Linked DNA regions of Homo sapiens: region 1 is linked to region 2. A link is an interaction called in ENCODE POLR2A ChIA-PET data of the cell type or tissue named here. Cell type or tissue: A673. All regions are shown on one strand. Links, peaks and the distances in the headings refer to the core of each region. The heading gives the core; the rest is flanking DNA.

Region 1 (7,898 bases), core at 1,329-5,328, 240 kb before region 2:
ACTAGCACCTCATTCACAATCCAGCTGCTGGAAGAGGGACAGAGGAAATGGAGGGCAAGCTACATGGTTTTAAGATGTGACCCAGAAGTTATACGCTTCACTTCTGCTAACATCTTATTGGCTGGTGTTTAGCCACATGGTCACACTGACCGCAAAGGAGGCTGGGAAATGTTGTCTCCAGCTGAGAGCCCAGATAAAACTCATGAAAGGAGAGAATGTTATTTACTAATTTGTAATCAGTCCCTCACATCTGATCTCTTGATGAGCCACCATTTATCTTCTTACTCAATCCTACCATTATGCTTCCAATGGCCACCTGTACTAATGTTTAGTGGCACTAAAACTTTACATACATTGTCACTTTTATGTACATTATCTCTAATATTCAAAACACCTCTGTGAGGTAGTTGTAATTTTCCTCATTTTTTAGATAAGCAAAATAAAATTCTGATAAGTTAGGCAGTTTACCCGGAGTTAAGAAGGTTGAGAAAGGCTTGATATTTTTAGATTGATATTTTTAGGTTTGATATTTCAGAATCACTCAGGATTCTTTTTTTTTTTTTTTGAGATAGGGTCTTGCTCTATTGCCCAGACATGAGTACAGTGGCATGATCATAGCTCACTGTAGCCTCAACCTCCTGGGCTCAAGTGATCCTCCAACCTCAGCCTCCCAAATAGCTGGGACTACAGGCATGCACCACCACACCCTGCTAACATTTAATTTTTTTTTTTTTTTTTTTTTTTTGTAGAGATGGGAGTCTCATTATGTTGCCTAGGCTGGTCTTGAACTCCTGGGCTCAAGCGATCCTCCCACCTAGGCCTTCCAAAGCGCTGGGATTACAGGCATGAGCTACCATGCCCAGCCTCTACTTCTTTTAATGATAGAGATTGAATTATATGTGTCTAGGGCTTTAAAAAATCTTACCTTACAGAGGCATTTCTCAGAAGTTTTAGGAGTCCGTTGCAGTCCTACCAACATATCCCTGAGGATTGAACAATTCTGCTCTACCTGGGACCACCCTTTGATCAAAGACATAACCCTTAGGGGAGACATAAATTGGCCAAAGAGAGAGAAAATGGGTAGGTGACCAGCCAGCTTGATCAAGTCTCTGGTGACTACTGGGGCATGGCAGATGCACACAAAGGTGACCACCAATTAGTCACTTTCTTGTATAAACCCTTCCCCTTGAGTGTGGTAGGAACCTGGGATTTGCCTTCAGCCAATAGAATATGGCAAAGGTAAGGGTTGGTCACTTCCACAGTTATCTGAGAGCTCCTCTCTGAGGTGAAAAACACCTCATTCTGTTTTACTATCTCCATTACATTTACCACCCTTATGAAATTATATAAATTATTGAGTGTGTTTGTTCTACCCCAACCACCCCATTCCTCTGAATATAATATCCATGAAGGCACGGTCTTGTTTTCTTCAATGCCGTATCCCCTGTGCATAGCGTAGTACCTGACACATATTAGGTGTTAAATATGTATTTTTATGAAGAAATAAATGTGAAGCAGAACAACAAAAAACAAAAACCAGAGCTGTTCTTGTGTAAACGAGGGTGAGAGGGCTGGGATCCTTGTCTATTTGGTGTTTTCCCAACCCCTCAGCACAGTCATTTCTGCAACACCTACATGGGATCTTTGAGCTCCACAAACCTGGTTGAGACACCTCTTCTCTAATCAGATTAATACATGCTATTGAATAGAAACCACCATTGATTGTAAGATACTCCACTATCTTGCATTCCATTAAGAAAGAAAAAGACACTGCCAATCAAATTGTGACACTCCATCAATAAAACATCTTGATTTTCCATGCTAAAATGTGCTCCTCAGCCTTCAGATCACAGCTGAAATGTCACTTCCTGATCACCCCTGCTGGCCAACCTGTGTCATTTCTCCTTCTATACTCTCAGCGAACACACACTGCAATTTTAATTAATTATGTAATTATTTGTTTAAAATGTCTTCTGAAGCAAAAATGAAAACAGAATGAAGGTTAGAATTATGTCTGCTTGCATACTATTATCCAGTGGTATGTTGATAAACTTGCTCTCTCAAAAAAAATTATAAATAGCATTTGACAGTTTCTATGGTGTAAATATTCTCACCACAGCTGATGTCAAGCTATCAATAGTTCAACAACTTATTTCCAACATTCCTGAATATTTATAATTGGCTCTTGTGAGCTGACATCAGCTTGCTCCAGCACAGTTCACCCAGGACCAAACACTGTATCTGTACATAATAATGGCTTAATAAATGATTGGTTAGTGAATGAATAAATGGTTGTGAGTCACACTGAATGAATATGTAGCAGGTATTTCAAAGTTAACAGTTCAAAATACAGCCCTTTATGTCTCCTTCATACCTGTGGTTTTTCCGTTTTCACCTCAGTTAGCAGCACTGACATCTGCTGGTCACTCAGGGCAAAAATCTCTAGGCATATTGATTTCTCTCTCTCCCTCACCTCTTCCCAGCACTCTTCTCATTATATCCATGAGTCCTGTCAATTCTATCCTCAATGTGTATTCTATTCTATTCCAAACCCATCCCTCACACCATCCCCATGGCCACCATGCTAACCCAGCACATCATGGCCTGGCCACAACAGCCTCCTGCCTGGATTCCCTCCCTTCAGTCTTACCTTTCAAAGCTCATCCTCCCTCCACCTTAACTCCCCACACCCTGCCTATGCGAAAGCCACAGGGTGTTGCTGAAAAGATAAGTCAGGTCCCATCATCCTCCCGCTGCGGCCCTCCAGGTCCTCCACGATCGGACCCCACCCAGCTCTGCAGCCTCCTCTATCACGCTCTCTCCTGCAGCTTTTATTCCCAGCTATGCTGGCCTTAGCTCAGTTCTTCAAGCAAACCATTCTTCTCCCTACCTCGGGGCTCTGCACTTGCTCTTCCGTCAGCTGAAATACCCTTCCCCAAATCTGAGCATCACCGCCTCTGCATATCTGAGCTTCATTCTAGACGTCGTCTCTTTGGAAAGACCTCTCCTAACCACTTCTTTAAGTGGCATCATCCCCTCCCCCTCTCGCACATCCCCCCGTTTTATTGCTTTCTGAGCCCTTATCACTGTTGGAAATCACCGTGTTGCATAACTTTGCAGAGCCTGAGACAAGGACTTGGGAAGGGTGGTTTATGCCTGGGAAAAGGCAGGCCGGGTGCCGGGATGTAGTGCGCCTGCACGCCGTCTCCAGACTACAACTCCCAGAATGCGCGGCGCCCCGAGCGTATTTCCGCTTCCGGTGGCGTTTTAGCGGGAGATCCGAGCGTCTCGGCTGGTGGAAGGGGCGAGGAGCTTTGCAGTTGTGTGCGAGTGTGTACAGGTGAGTTTGTCCGTACGCGTGATTAAGTGTGTGCGTGTGATCAAGTGTGGGGGCGAGTGTTGCGTGAGCAAACCTGTGAGAGGGTGAGAGTCCGTCCGTGTAGGTGAGGGAGCTAGCAAGAGTGTGAGCGAGTGCGAATGTCCCTACAAGTGTGGGCGCGTGATGTGTTTGAAGGTGTGTTTGTTCGAGAGGGTGTGTGTTGGGGTCAACGAGGGTGCATGTGTGTGAGTGAGGAAGCCTGAGTGTGTGGTGTGTGCGCGAGCCAGCAAGCTGGAATGGCTCTCGCGTGCTTGTAGATCATGAGCGTGACTTGGTGGCTTTCTGTGATGGTATTGGGTGTGTATGGCTTTTTGCTGTCCATGCATGATTGTGTTAGCTTGACTCGTGTTGGTGTTGTTTATGTGGGAATGTGAGGGATTTAGTTCATGAGATTACGTGTGTGTTGCTCTGCAGTCTCAAGCTTGCTGGGTTAGCTGTTTCTGAATAGGATTTGACCCAAGTTCAGCGTCAGCTTTTCAAACAGCCTAAAAACTCTGGCCTTGGGCATTGAGAAATCAGAAAGTTTTTTTTTCTCTCTGTCCCTCTGACTATAACAGTTGTGGAAGAATTAGACAATTCTAAGAAAGAAAGTTTCCTGAATTAGCATTAGGAAAACTAGACACAAAAATCCCACTTTCTGAAAAAATGAGAAACTTCCTAATTGTAACTAAAATGATCAGTAAACAAGCCACTTGCTGGTTTGGAAGAAAGGAAACACACCTATGTGTTCTCTTTCTGCCAACACTTGAATTCTCTGGTCCAACTGTTACGCCGTCTACGTGACTTCCATTAAGAACAAGCAGCACCCTTAAATGCATCTCAAGTGTTGTATGTCGCTAAAGGCCATGACCGGTTCTTGGTTTTCCTTATCTCCAAGCTAAGCCTCAGTTTCTGCATGCACAAAATTAGGAAGATAATATCCACCCATCTACAACTCAATGCATTGAGTCACATGAAAGTTTTGTAGACAGGAAAAGTTCTGTGGCACTCGGCCTGATCAAGTCAGCTTTCCTGGGTGTTGCTGAGTTAACTATAAGGATTATATGGAAGGACCATCCCTAGACTAATTCTAGACCTGGCTCCTAATGTGCAGGTCAGCAGTTCTTTCCGTGACTGGCAAGTCTGAGGTCATTTGCAAGTTAAGGAAGATAAATGTACTGATATCTGACTTGGTTTGCGCCAGAGATGATTTTTTCAAAAGATGTATTAACTGGGTTGGATGCAGTGGCTCACCCCTGTAATACCAACACTTTGGGAGGCTAAAGCAGGAGGATCGCTTGACCCTGGAGTTCAAGACCAGATTGGGCAACATATCAAGACCCTATCTCTACAAAAATAAAAAATAAATAAAAAATTAGCTGGGCATGGTGGCACTTGCCTGTAGTCCTAGCTGCTTGAGAAGATGAAGTGTGAGGATTGCTTGGGCCCAGGAGCTGGAGGGTGCAGTGAGATGTGATCACATCACTGCACTCCAGCCTGGGCAACCGAGCAAGAACCTGGCTCTTAAAACAAAAATTTATTAACTGGAAAATTAGGCTTCTTCAACAGTTATTTCAAACTTAAGAGCCGGATGCCCCCACATAATATTAAAGCTGATTTTCAAGGATCTCTTTTCTCAATGTAAGAATGAGTCCCAAAAGTGAGAAAAGATCTGTGAAGGCTGTGGTGGAGCAGTGAAAAGCATTGTAATTTTCTTGACTCTTTGGTCCAAACATACAGGAGGGACTTCTTTCCAGTAAACAGGAGTGAGGAAAAGACAAGGAATTTAAATATATCTATGTATGATCTGCAAAATACACGAGCTGTGGCGTATAAGTTAGAAAGATCCAGCCATCTTTCATGGTTTGCAGCAGTAGATGGACACAGCTTTGCAGAATTGCAGAACTTGGGTGATTGAGATACCTAAACCTGGAGTTTTGAATCCCAGCTTTGTCATTACTAGTTGTGTGGCCTTAAACAAGTCACATCACCTCCCTGTGCCTTAGTGTCTCTGTATGTAAGATGGGGTGTTGTTACCCATCTCACAGTAATGGTGTGAGTGACCGATGTGAATCTCCCAGCATCCAGAAAGGCCCTCCAGTCTAGGAGGGGCCCTGAGACTATCAACAGTAGCCAGTTAGGACAAACCAAACTGAAAATAGCAATTATCAAGCCTCTATTCACTGACTTCAATAGCATAAACAGAGGCCAAAAAGAAAAAAGTGCCAGCTTCTCTGTTCTTTTTCCCACGTAGCAGCACCGGGCGAGGGTCAGATGAATCTATACAGGAGGTAGGGCTCATCTCCCTGCCAGGGAACCCTGAACAAAGGGCCCCAGATCAGACTTCTCAAGTCGGGATGATTTTACCTCCCAGATAAAATGTCGAATGACATTTTTGCTTGTCACAATTGGAGAAGCGGGTGCTCCTGGCATCCACTGAACAGAGGCCAGGGATACTACTAAACACCCTACAATGCACTGGATGGTCCACAGGAGTTGCCCAACACCAAATGTCAACTGCACCAGTGGAGAAATCAGTCCTGGTGCTGCTCCCACATCTGATCCTATCACTCTCCCTCTCACTCGCAACCCTTCTACTGTCTCCTCCACCAACATACAAAGCTATTTTCTGACCAAAGAGCTTCGCTCATGCTGTTTCCTCTGCCCGGACACTCTCTTCTCCAGGGTCCCAGGCTGACTTCTCATCTGATGGTCTTTGCTTAAAGGCCATCTCTTCAGAGAGCCTTTTTTGGACCAACCTGTCTTAAATTAGCCCTCCCACTTCCATGGTAACTCTCTACCCTCTTTCCTGGTTTTATTTTTCTTCATAGCATTTACCACCTTATTTTGCTTATTGCCTGTCTCCCCCATATTGCACATTAAAGTTTGAGAAATACTGGTTTCAAGAAAGGATTGAAAACTGAGGATCCTACAGGGGCCAGCAGAGATGATCTTGGGTGACTTTATTTTTTTATTTTATTTTATTTTATTTTTTATTTTTTTTAATTTTATTTATTTATTTTTTTTTGAGACGGAGTCTCGCTCTGTCGCCCAGGCGGGACTGCGGACTGCAGTGGCGCAATCTCGGCTCACTGCAAGCTCCGCTTCCCGGGTTCACGCCATTCTCCTGCCTCAGCCTCCCGAGTAGCTGGGACTACAGGCGCCCGCCACCGCGCCCGGCTAATTTTTTTTGTATTTTTAGTAGAGACGGGGTTTCACCTTGTTAGCCAGGATGGTCTCGATCTGCTGACCTCATGATCCACCCGCCTCGGCCTCCCAAAGTGCTGGGATTACAGGCGTGAGCCACCGCGCCCGGCCTGGGTGACTTTAATAAAGCAGCCAAATGTAGTTAGTCTGGTTCTAAAATTTCAGAATTCCTTGGCAATGCCGAAGTGACCCTATTCTTGAGATGCTGGCTTTTTAGAAGAAATATAAGAAAAACTCTATAGAAGAAAACTCACAACTGCAAAAACATGCAGAAATAACTAAGGAAAACTTGTGACATTTTGATAAGAAAACTATAAAGCTTTACTGATTGATACAAAAGCTTGAATGAATGAAAACACAGTATCATATTCCTGGATGTTAAGATTAAATGTAACAATGTTAATCCTTCCTAACTTATAAGTTCATTGCAATAATAATCAGAAGGTTGGTTTTTGATTACTAAAGATAAATTTTAATCTGGAATAACGGAAACTTATATATAACTTCACATAAATTTATGCATACATGTACATATACTTTTTAAAGGCACAATGATGGAAAACATTAAATATAGCCATAAAAATTAAGAAGAATATAGATCTAGGATAAAACAGGGCAACAAGCCAATAAAAGCAAGTAGATGGTCCAAATATAGAACCTACATTATAAAATATAACAATTTATAATTTACTAATAATGTTGGGGCAATTAACAATGAGGAAGAATAAATTTAATTCTCTTTTCATACAATATGCCCAAGTAAATTCAATAATCACTAAAGCATATTTTTAAAACTCCAGAATAAAACACTAATGTTTACAGAGGGTTAGATTTTGTAGGGTTGGAAGAAAATAGAAGGATTGAAATATATAAAAATTGAAACATTTTCAAAAAATAAAGAAAATACCAAAGAGGGAAAATCATTTGCAGCCAAGATGACAACAAAGAATTAATATCTTTATTATGCAAAGAGATGGTTCAAACTGATAGGAAGCTATTAAAGTCACATAGACAAATGATTAAAAGACAGACAATGTGAAGAGAGGAAACAATGGCTTAAGAAGCTTACAGGAGAAAGTTCAACATCCTTAAAAATCAAAGACAATTAAAATGAGATGCCCTTTCCCCTATTAGCAAAGTTGCTACTAAACACCCTACAATGAAAAGTGCTGTTATTACATAATGCCAGCTGGGCGGGAGGTGTGGGGGGTAGTGGGTGTGTGTGAGGAACACGTATCCCCAAGCATTACTAGCAGTAGCAGCAGTGCAAACTGATGTAATGTTTCCAAAAGGAACTTGGATATATCAAAAATCTTAAAAGCAATTATACACC
Region 2 (7,898 bases), core at 2,154-6,153:
TTTGCAGAGGCGTGCGCAACTGTAGTTCTGCAGACCTTGGCTCAGGACGTGCTTTAGTGTGCCCGGAAGAGGCACCTGTGTCCCCGGCTGAGGCACAGCAGGCCTGGCCTCTCAATCCTCCTCTGCCATCCGTCCACCCTGTCCTCCCCTAGGGAGCACCTACCTGGTGGGACCACTGAGGCGGGCTCGGGCTGTCACCAGGGAAACCGCAGCAGGGTGCGGAAGGCGAGGGGGTTGAGGAATGAAAAGAGGAAGTCCCCAAAACCAGACTTGGAGGGTGGGGACTCAAAACTTCAGCTTGGCACAAGTAGGTACTTAATAAACGTTTGTTGAAAAAAGCAATAAGTACCTTTCAAAGCATTACCTGTCCCAAGTGTGTCTGGACTGAAACAAGAACGTCTTTTGTTGCAAAGCAAAATGCTCTGTGACCAGCTCGTACGGATGCCAGGAGAATGGGGATCTTGTTTGTTCTCTGCCAATAGAAATGTATTAGTGAAAGTAAGACTTTAAAACCTCAGCACTAAGTGGTTTCGGCATTGACTGAGTGCCCAGCCGCTGTTTGAGCCACGTGGATGTGCTCGTTTTATTCTTAGAGTTACTGTGTGTGCATTCTGGGAGGCCAGCGGGGAAGTTTCCAGAAATTGTAAGAAGGTAATGGCGAAATGGATGGCTTAGGAACACAGGCAACACCTCGGCTGAGTTTGAGGCCACGGTCCGTGGCTCCGGAGCTCGGCGTCCAGCCAGGATGCTGGACTGCAGAATATGCCAACCTTCTTCTAGACCCATTTCCAGTGTTTTAAATGCTGATAGTACACGCTACCTCCTATTCCCTACATGTCCTAGGTGGGTGTTCATAGGCACATACCATAAAATAAAAAATAAATATCATGAAATTAAAAATCATACAACAAATCATAAACTAAAAATAACATTAATAATAATAAGACCCACGTGCAAAGAGGGGGGAAAGCCTTCCCGCAGGGTCCTTGCGCATTGCTTCCTCCCACGTGACCCCAGACGAGCCGCCTCACTTCTCTGAGTCTCTTTCCACTTCTGATGCAGACAATGACGCCACGCGTCCCACCCCACAGGGCGGCTGGAAAAAGGAAATGAATCCGTGCGTGTGGAAACGCTTGGGATAGTGGCAACACATGCTCCTTATGACATCGTGTCAGAGAGGTGTTTGCACATCAAGCTTACCCAAATCTTCACTCCTGTTTTCAGCAGAGCTGCCCAAACCTCAAGACGGTCCTTCCTTCCCCTCCTCCTCTTGCAGCCCCTGCATTCCATCCCTGACTCTTCCGCGAGCTGCAGCAGGAAGGATTCAGGCCATACACATGAAGGAGCAAGGCTACCCCTGGGGCCAAGGCCACCCCTCGCCCACCCCCGTCTCTCCCACCCCGGGTAGCCGTCACTGCCGCAGAGCAGGGGGAACGTGTCCCAGGTCACTGCACCCTCTGCTGTGTAGGGACTGGGGTCATTTCTGACCGAACATCTTACTCTAGGGCCTGAGATTCAGTGTCGTGGGGGACTGAGTCTGAATCCTTCCCGGGCAGGGCTCACCAGCAGAATTCAGATGGAAACTGTAGAGTGCTGTCAGCAGGGGTGTGCTGGAGCCAGCTTCTACTGGAGGACAGGAACCAACGCGTCAACTCGCAGGAAGTTTGTGAGATGTTTAAGCACATCGTTTAGTAAACAGGACACTCCATGCACTTTCAAAATTAAATAAATGACGTAAGCCGGGCACGGTGGCTCACGCCTGTAATCCCAGCACTTTGGGAGGCTGAGGTGGGCGGATCACCTGAGGTCGGGAGTTCGAGACCAGCCTGACCAAAATGGAGAAACCCCCGTCTCTACTAAAAAATACAAAAATTAGCTGGGCGTGGTGGCGCATGTTTGTAATCCCAGCTACTCGGGAGGCTGAGGTAGGAAGATCGCTTGAACCTGGGAGGCGGAGGTTGCGGTGAGCCGAGATTGCACCATTGCACTCCAGCCTGGGCAACAAGAGCGAAACTCCGTCTCAAAAAAAAAAAAAAAAAAAAAAAAGACGTAAAGAACAAAGGTAGGAAACACCCTAAACATACGCTTTCCTAGTTATTTAAATACATTTTACTAGCGTCTGTGTTTGGGGGTGATTGACATCCATTGTGTCTGCAGTAGATGTGGGGGCTGCTGACCTCCTCCCACCTCCATGCCCAGCGAGCAGGCCGGCTCCTGCAGCTGCCCATGCTGGGGAGGCATTTGCACCATGGAAGCTGGCAAACACCACCGGGCACGCCACCCCGGCCTCCAGAGTTGGCTGTCCAGCATTCACCAGCTCCCCACTGGCTGCAGGAATCCAATTCTTTACTCTTTCGGGTGTAAGTGCTTATTTAGGAAGCCCTCCGGTAGGCTGGTCTGTGCTCCACGCATCGGGGTACAACGGTGAGCAGAACTGCAAAGAGCCTGTCTTTCTGCATCTTCCATTTTGTGAGAATGAAAAGAAAATAAACATAAAACTCAACCCAGGAAGAAGATAATTTCAGAAGATTCTAAGTGCAAGAAAGAAACAGAGTGAGGTGATACTAACGGGCAAATGTTACTTTCTTTTTTTTATTATTATACTTTAAGTTCTAGGGTACATGTGCACAACGTGCAGGTTTGTTACATATATATACATGTGCCATGTTGGTGTGCTGCACCCATTAACTCGTCATTTACATTAGGTATATCTCCTAATGCTATCCCTCCCCCCCTCCCCCCACAACAGGCCCCAGGGTGTGATGTTCCCCTTCCTGTGTCCAAGTGTTCTCATTGTTCAATTCCCACCTATGAGTGAGAACATGCGTTGTTTGGTTTTTTGTCCTTGCAATAGTTTGCTGAGAATGATGGTTTCCAGCTTCATCCACGTCCCTACAAAGGACATAAATTCATCATTTTTTATAGCTGCATAGTATTCCATGGTGTATATGTGCCACATTTTCTTAATCCAGTCTATCATTGTTGGACATTTGGGTTGGTTCCAAGTCTTTGCTATTGTGAATAGTGCCACAATAAACATACATTTGCATGTGTCTTTATAGCAGCATGATTTATAATCCTTTGGGTATATACCCAGTAATGGGATGGCTGGGTCAAATGGTATTTCTAGTTCTGGATCCCTGAGGAATTGCCACACTGACTTCCACAATGGTTGAACTAGTTTACAGTCCCACCAACAGTGTAAAAGTGTTCCTATTTCTCCACATCCTCTCCAGCACCTGTTGTTTCCTGACTTTTTAATGATCGCCATTCTAACTGGTGTGAGATGGTGTCTCATTGTGGTTTTGATTTGCATTTCTCTGATGGCCAGTGATGATGAGCATTTTTTCATGTGTCTTTTGGCTGCATAAATGTCTTCTTTTGAGAAGTGTCTGTTCATATCCTTCACCCACTTTTTGATGGGGTGGTTTTTTTTTCTTGTAAATTTGTTTGAGTTCTTTGTAGATTCTGGATATTAGCCCTTTGTCAATAGGAAGAATCAATAACGTGAAAATGGCCATACTGCGCAAATATTACTTTCAAAAGGAGGTCAGGAAGACTTCCTGGAGGAGGCGAATGCACGGTAGCACTCACTCCCAAAGGGTCGGAAGTACCCAGTAATGGGAAGATCTGGGGAAGAAGTTGTGGGCAGGTGCAAAGTCAGGAAGAAGCCTGAGGTGCCCAGACAACACAGCGGCACATAATGAGTGGTGGGGAGAGAGATAGGAGGGGAGGCTGCTAGGTGCTCAGCAGAGGCTGCGTTACAGATGGACCCTGAAGATGGGGGTGAGGAGACTTGATGGCTTGATACTGTTTGATAGCACTGACAGCTATTGGAGGGTGATGACTCAGGAACTTCCCTCACCAATAAGCGTTTCTTAAAAAAAATTACTCTGACTCTACAAATATATATGTATATATAATTTAACCACATTTTACTAGCATCTATGTTTGGGGGTTACTGACATCTCTCTATCTATCTATTTATCTATATATTTGGAGGATCAGAGTAATTTTTAAAAGAAGTGTCTATATATAATGTATGTAGAAATAATATATAAATAAATACCTATATAAAGTAATTATATATTTTTATATTTTTATTTATATATTTCACTTAAAATATACATTTTTAAATATATATGTTTTGTTTTGTTTGAGAGAGTCTTGCTCTGTCACCTTGGCTGGAGTGCAGTGGCACCATCTCGGCTCACTGCAACCTCCGCCTCTCAGGTTCAAGAGATTTTCCTGCCTCAGCCTACCAAGTAGCTGGGATTACAGGCACCTGCCACCATGCCCAGCTATTTTTTTTTTTTTTTTTTTTTTGTATTTTAGTAGAGGCAGGGTTTCACCATGTTGGCCAGGCTGTTCTCGAACTCCTGACCTCAGGTGATCCACCCACCTCAGCTTCCCAAAGTGCTGGGATTACAGGTGTAAGCCGCTGCACCCAGCTGAACCCACCTTTGGAACTTAGTGAGTGTCTCGCCCTAAGTGCCTGTCAGCTGGGGCACTTCCTCTGTGCCCTACAAATGTTCCTCAAACTGAAATTCTTTAGAACAATGCAGGAAGAATCCCATGCAATGGCATAAAGCACTGTAAACTATTTCACTTTTATTACTCCGGAAATTTATATTGCTTTTTATTTTCCGTAACCTGAAGATATATGTGCTAGTTCCTTGGGGCTGGGACATTAAGATAAGTTGTGTGGTCCTTCCTTCCAACACAGCTACCACCCTGGGCTCCTCCTCTGGGCACACTGTGGGCGCCTGCTGCTCGCAAACTGTGATAAGGAAGGAGCTGTTTTTTCTAAGATCACTGGGATCCATTAAGGGCTCCGCAGGAGAAAGACAGAACTTCTCTTTAGGATGATGAAAGATGAGGGTGTCACAGGTGGTGACTCAAACAACAATTGAGAGGCAAAGGGGTCTGAACCCATCTGCAAATAAATATCATTTGAATGAATGAACGAGTGTATCCAGGGGTGAAGCGGGAACAGAAGTCATGGTGAACCACTGACAGGAGGACCGTGGTGGGAACCCTTCCTGCGCTATGAAGGCAGAGTTGAGGTGCTGTAGCCTAGACTGTAGGGAATCCCTTTTGCCACATCAGGTGACACCCACTGGTTCTAGATACTAAGATGTGGATATCACTGGGGGACCATCATTCAGCCCACCACAGATGGATGAGTAGAGAGGTTAATGGATGGAAGGATGGTAGGTGAAAGGATGGATAGTAGAGTAGATGGATGAATAGTAAGGTGGATGATTGGATGGAAGAGTGAATGGATAGATGGGTATACAGATTGATGGGTGGTGGGTGGATGATTCCTGTGATCCCTGCCTCGCTTCTCAGCTAAGCTACTCTGATGTCCATCACTCTGACCTGTCCCCCGACAGACACTCTCACTTGGTACAGACCTCAGAAGCAGGCTCTGGTGGTCACCATGGAAATGCGATTGGATGAGGAAGGTAAGTTGCTGAGGAGTGGGCAGAGAGACTCTCAGATGCTGGAAATTTCCAGACTCTGGAGTGAAATTAAGGTGTGTAAAAGGGACTATAGGGGAGGGGCAAGAGTGAGACCACGGAGGAGGATGTTGCAATCGTCCAGGAATCATGGTGGTGGAGGTCACTAAGGTTGTGCAGCAGACACTGAAAGAAAAAGAAAATGGCTCCTGACAAAGGAGGGGGAAATAGCAGGAACAGATAGGAAAGGCATTTCTGACTGGAGACCTTATACACACTACAAAACCACAAACATACCTTTAAATACTGGGCACAGTGTCTCACACCTCCAATCCCTGCACTTTAGGAGGCCAGGGAAGGAGGATCGCTTGAAGCAGGAGTTTGATACCAGCCTAGACTACAAAGTGAGATCCCATTTCTACAAAAATAAAAATTAGCTGGGCTCAGCCGAGTGGGGTGGCACATGCCTGTAGTCCCAGCTACTCAGGAGGCTGAGGCGGGAGGCTCGCTTGAGCCTAGGAGTTGGGGGCTGCAATGAGCTATGATTTTGCCACTGCACTCCAGCCTGGGCAACAGAGTGAGGCCCTGTCTCAAAAATACACACACACACGCACACACACACACACACACACTTAAAAAACAAAAGGTTGAAAATGAAACACATAGTGAAATAAAAGTTCTGATAGTATCTTCCCAATTGCTCCACCTCACTTTAGAGTCAGGTGAGGGAGGATGGTGGCGGAGGCTGCAACACAGTGGCTGAGACATCGCTCTCAGCGTGTCACCGTGAGGTCTCCCAGGGAGGGTGTGGAGAAAACAGTGCCCAGGACAGAGCCTGAGAAACCTCACCGGGAAGATGGAGCATAACAAGGAAAGCATTACTCAACCATTCTGTGTCACTGAAGTGTGTACACAATTAGCCCATCTGTTGCTCACCCTCCTCATTCACCAACCCCTATTCCAAGAAATTTAAATGCCCAAAATAGGACTTCCCACCAGTGGGAGGTGTTGGCAGCCAACACAGAGGAGCAGCTCCAGAATCCAGGGAGTTTGTTTGAAATAAAACTGACCTATAACAAAGAGAGACAAGTATCTCTTCAATCCCTACCATCCCTCCACCTACCCACCCATCCATCCACCCATCCATGTATCCACACTTCCATCTAATGCACACAACTATCCAACTGTCCATCCATTCAGCCACCCATGCAACAACCCACCTAATGCATTAATTCTGTCATTCTTCCAATTATCACCACCCACCCATCACTTCATACACCCATCCACCCACCACCCATCCATCCACATACCCCCATCCATCCATGCTTCCATCCAATCATGCACCCTACACCTGTCCCCCCACCCATCACTTCATACACCCATCCACCCACCACCCATCCATCCACATATCCCCATCCATCCACCCACCACCCATCCATCCACATACCCCCATCCATTCACCCTTCCATCCAATCATCCACCCTACACCTATCCATCCACCCACCACCCATCCATCCACATACCCCCATCCATTCACCCTTCCATCCAATCATCCACCCTACACCTATCCATCCACCCATCATTCCATACATCCATCTACCTACCCATCAATCTGTATACACATCTATCCATTCACCCTTCCATCCAATCATCCACCCTATACCTATCCACCCACCCATCATTCCATACAGCCATCCACCCACCACCCATCAATCTGTATACACATCTATCCATTCACTCTTCCATACAATCATCCACCTTACTATTAATCCATCTACTCTACTATCCATACTTCCACCCACCATCCTTCCATCCATTAACCTATCTACTCATCCATCTGTGGTGAGCTGAATGATGACCCCCCACGTCTTAGTTTCCAGAATCTGTGAGTGTCACCTGATGTGGCAAAAGGGATTCCCCGCAGTCTAGGTTACAGCAACTCAACTCTGCCTTTATAGCACAAAAGTGGTCCTAGACAAAACACAAATGATGGATGTGTCTATGTTCCAGCACAACTGTATTGTACAAAAGCAGGCAGGCCATAGTTTGGCAATCAGCCATCTTGTTCTGAATGATCAGGCCCCTACTTCACTTTCCGACAAATCTCTATCCACTTTTTCCCTTGCTCTCTCCACCGTAGCCACACTGGCTTCCTCGATGGTCCTCAGGCTGGGCAGTCATCAGCCTCATGGCTTTTCAAGACATACATTCTTCTGTCTGGACTGTTTTTCTTCTTGATATTCCCATAATTGTTCCCTCCCTCCATTGAGATTCAAATATCACCACCTCCAAGAAGGCATCCTTGACTCCCAATCTAAAACACCCCACCCCTGCTCTTTGAATCTGACTTATTGTTCCTGATAACACTCGCCACCACCTGAAATCTTACCTATGTTCCCATGTATCACCCCTGCTAGAATACTCATGTCCCAGCAT

The links. Peaks named below come from ENCODE experiments on the same cell type or tissue, not always from the same donor. Only the 100,000 strongest peaks of a DNase experiment are listed, where the experiment ranks them.
Region 1: POLR2A ChIA-PET joins it to region 2 with 5 read pairs; 2 of 35 experiments call an interaction of 5 or more read pairs at or near these places.

What each region holds. Positions count from the first base shown.
Region 1 is chr19:56,762,075-56,769,972 of GRCh38, forward strand. It overlaps ZIM2-AS1 (ZIM2 antisense RNA 1), which reads left to right and starts at 3,248. Exons shown (of 4, transcript NR_110744.1): 1 at 3,248-3,340. In A673, for the core only: no CTCF peak of the experiment used is centred there; a DNase peak (open chromatin) is centred at 3,237; H3K4me3 peaks cover 438 bases.
Region 2 is chr19:57,002,370-57,010,267 of GRCh38, forward strand. No RefSeq gene overlaps it. Among named protein-coding and RNA genes, the nearest start is that of USP29, 110 kb to the right of the region's middle. In A673, for the core only: no CTCF peak of the experiment used is centred there; no DNase peak of the experiment used is centred there.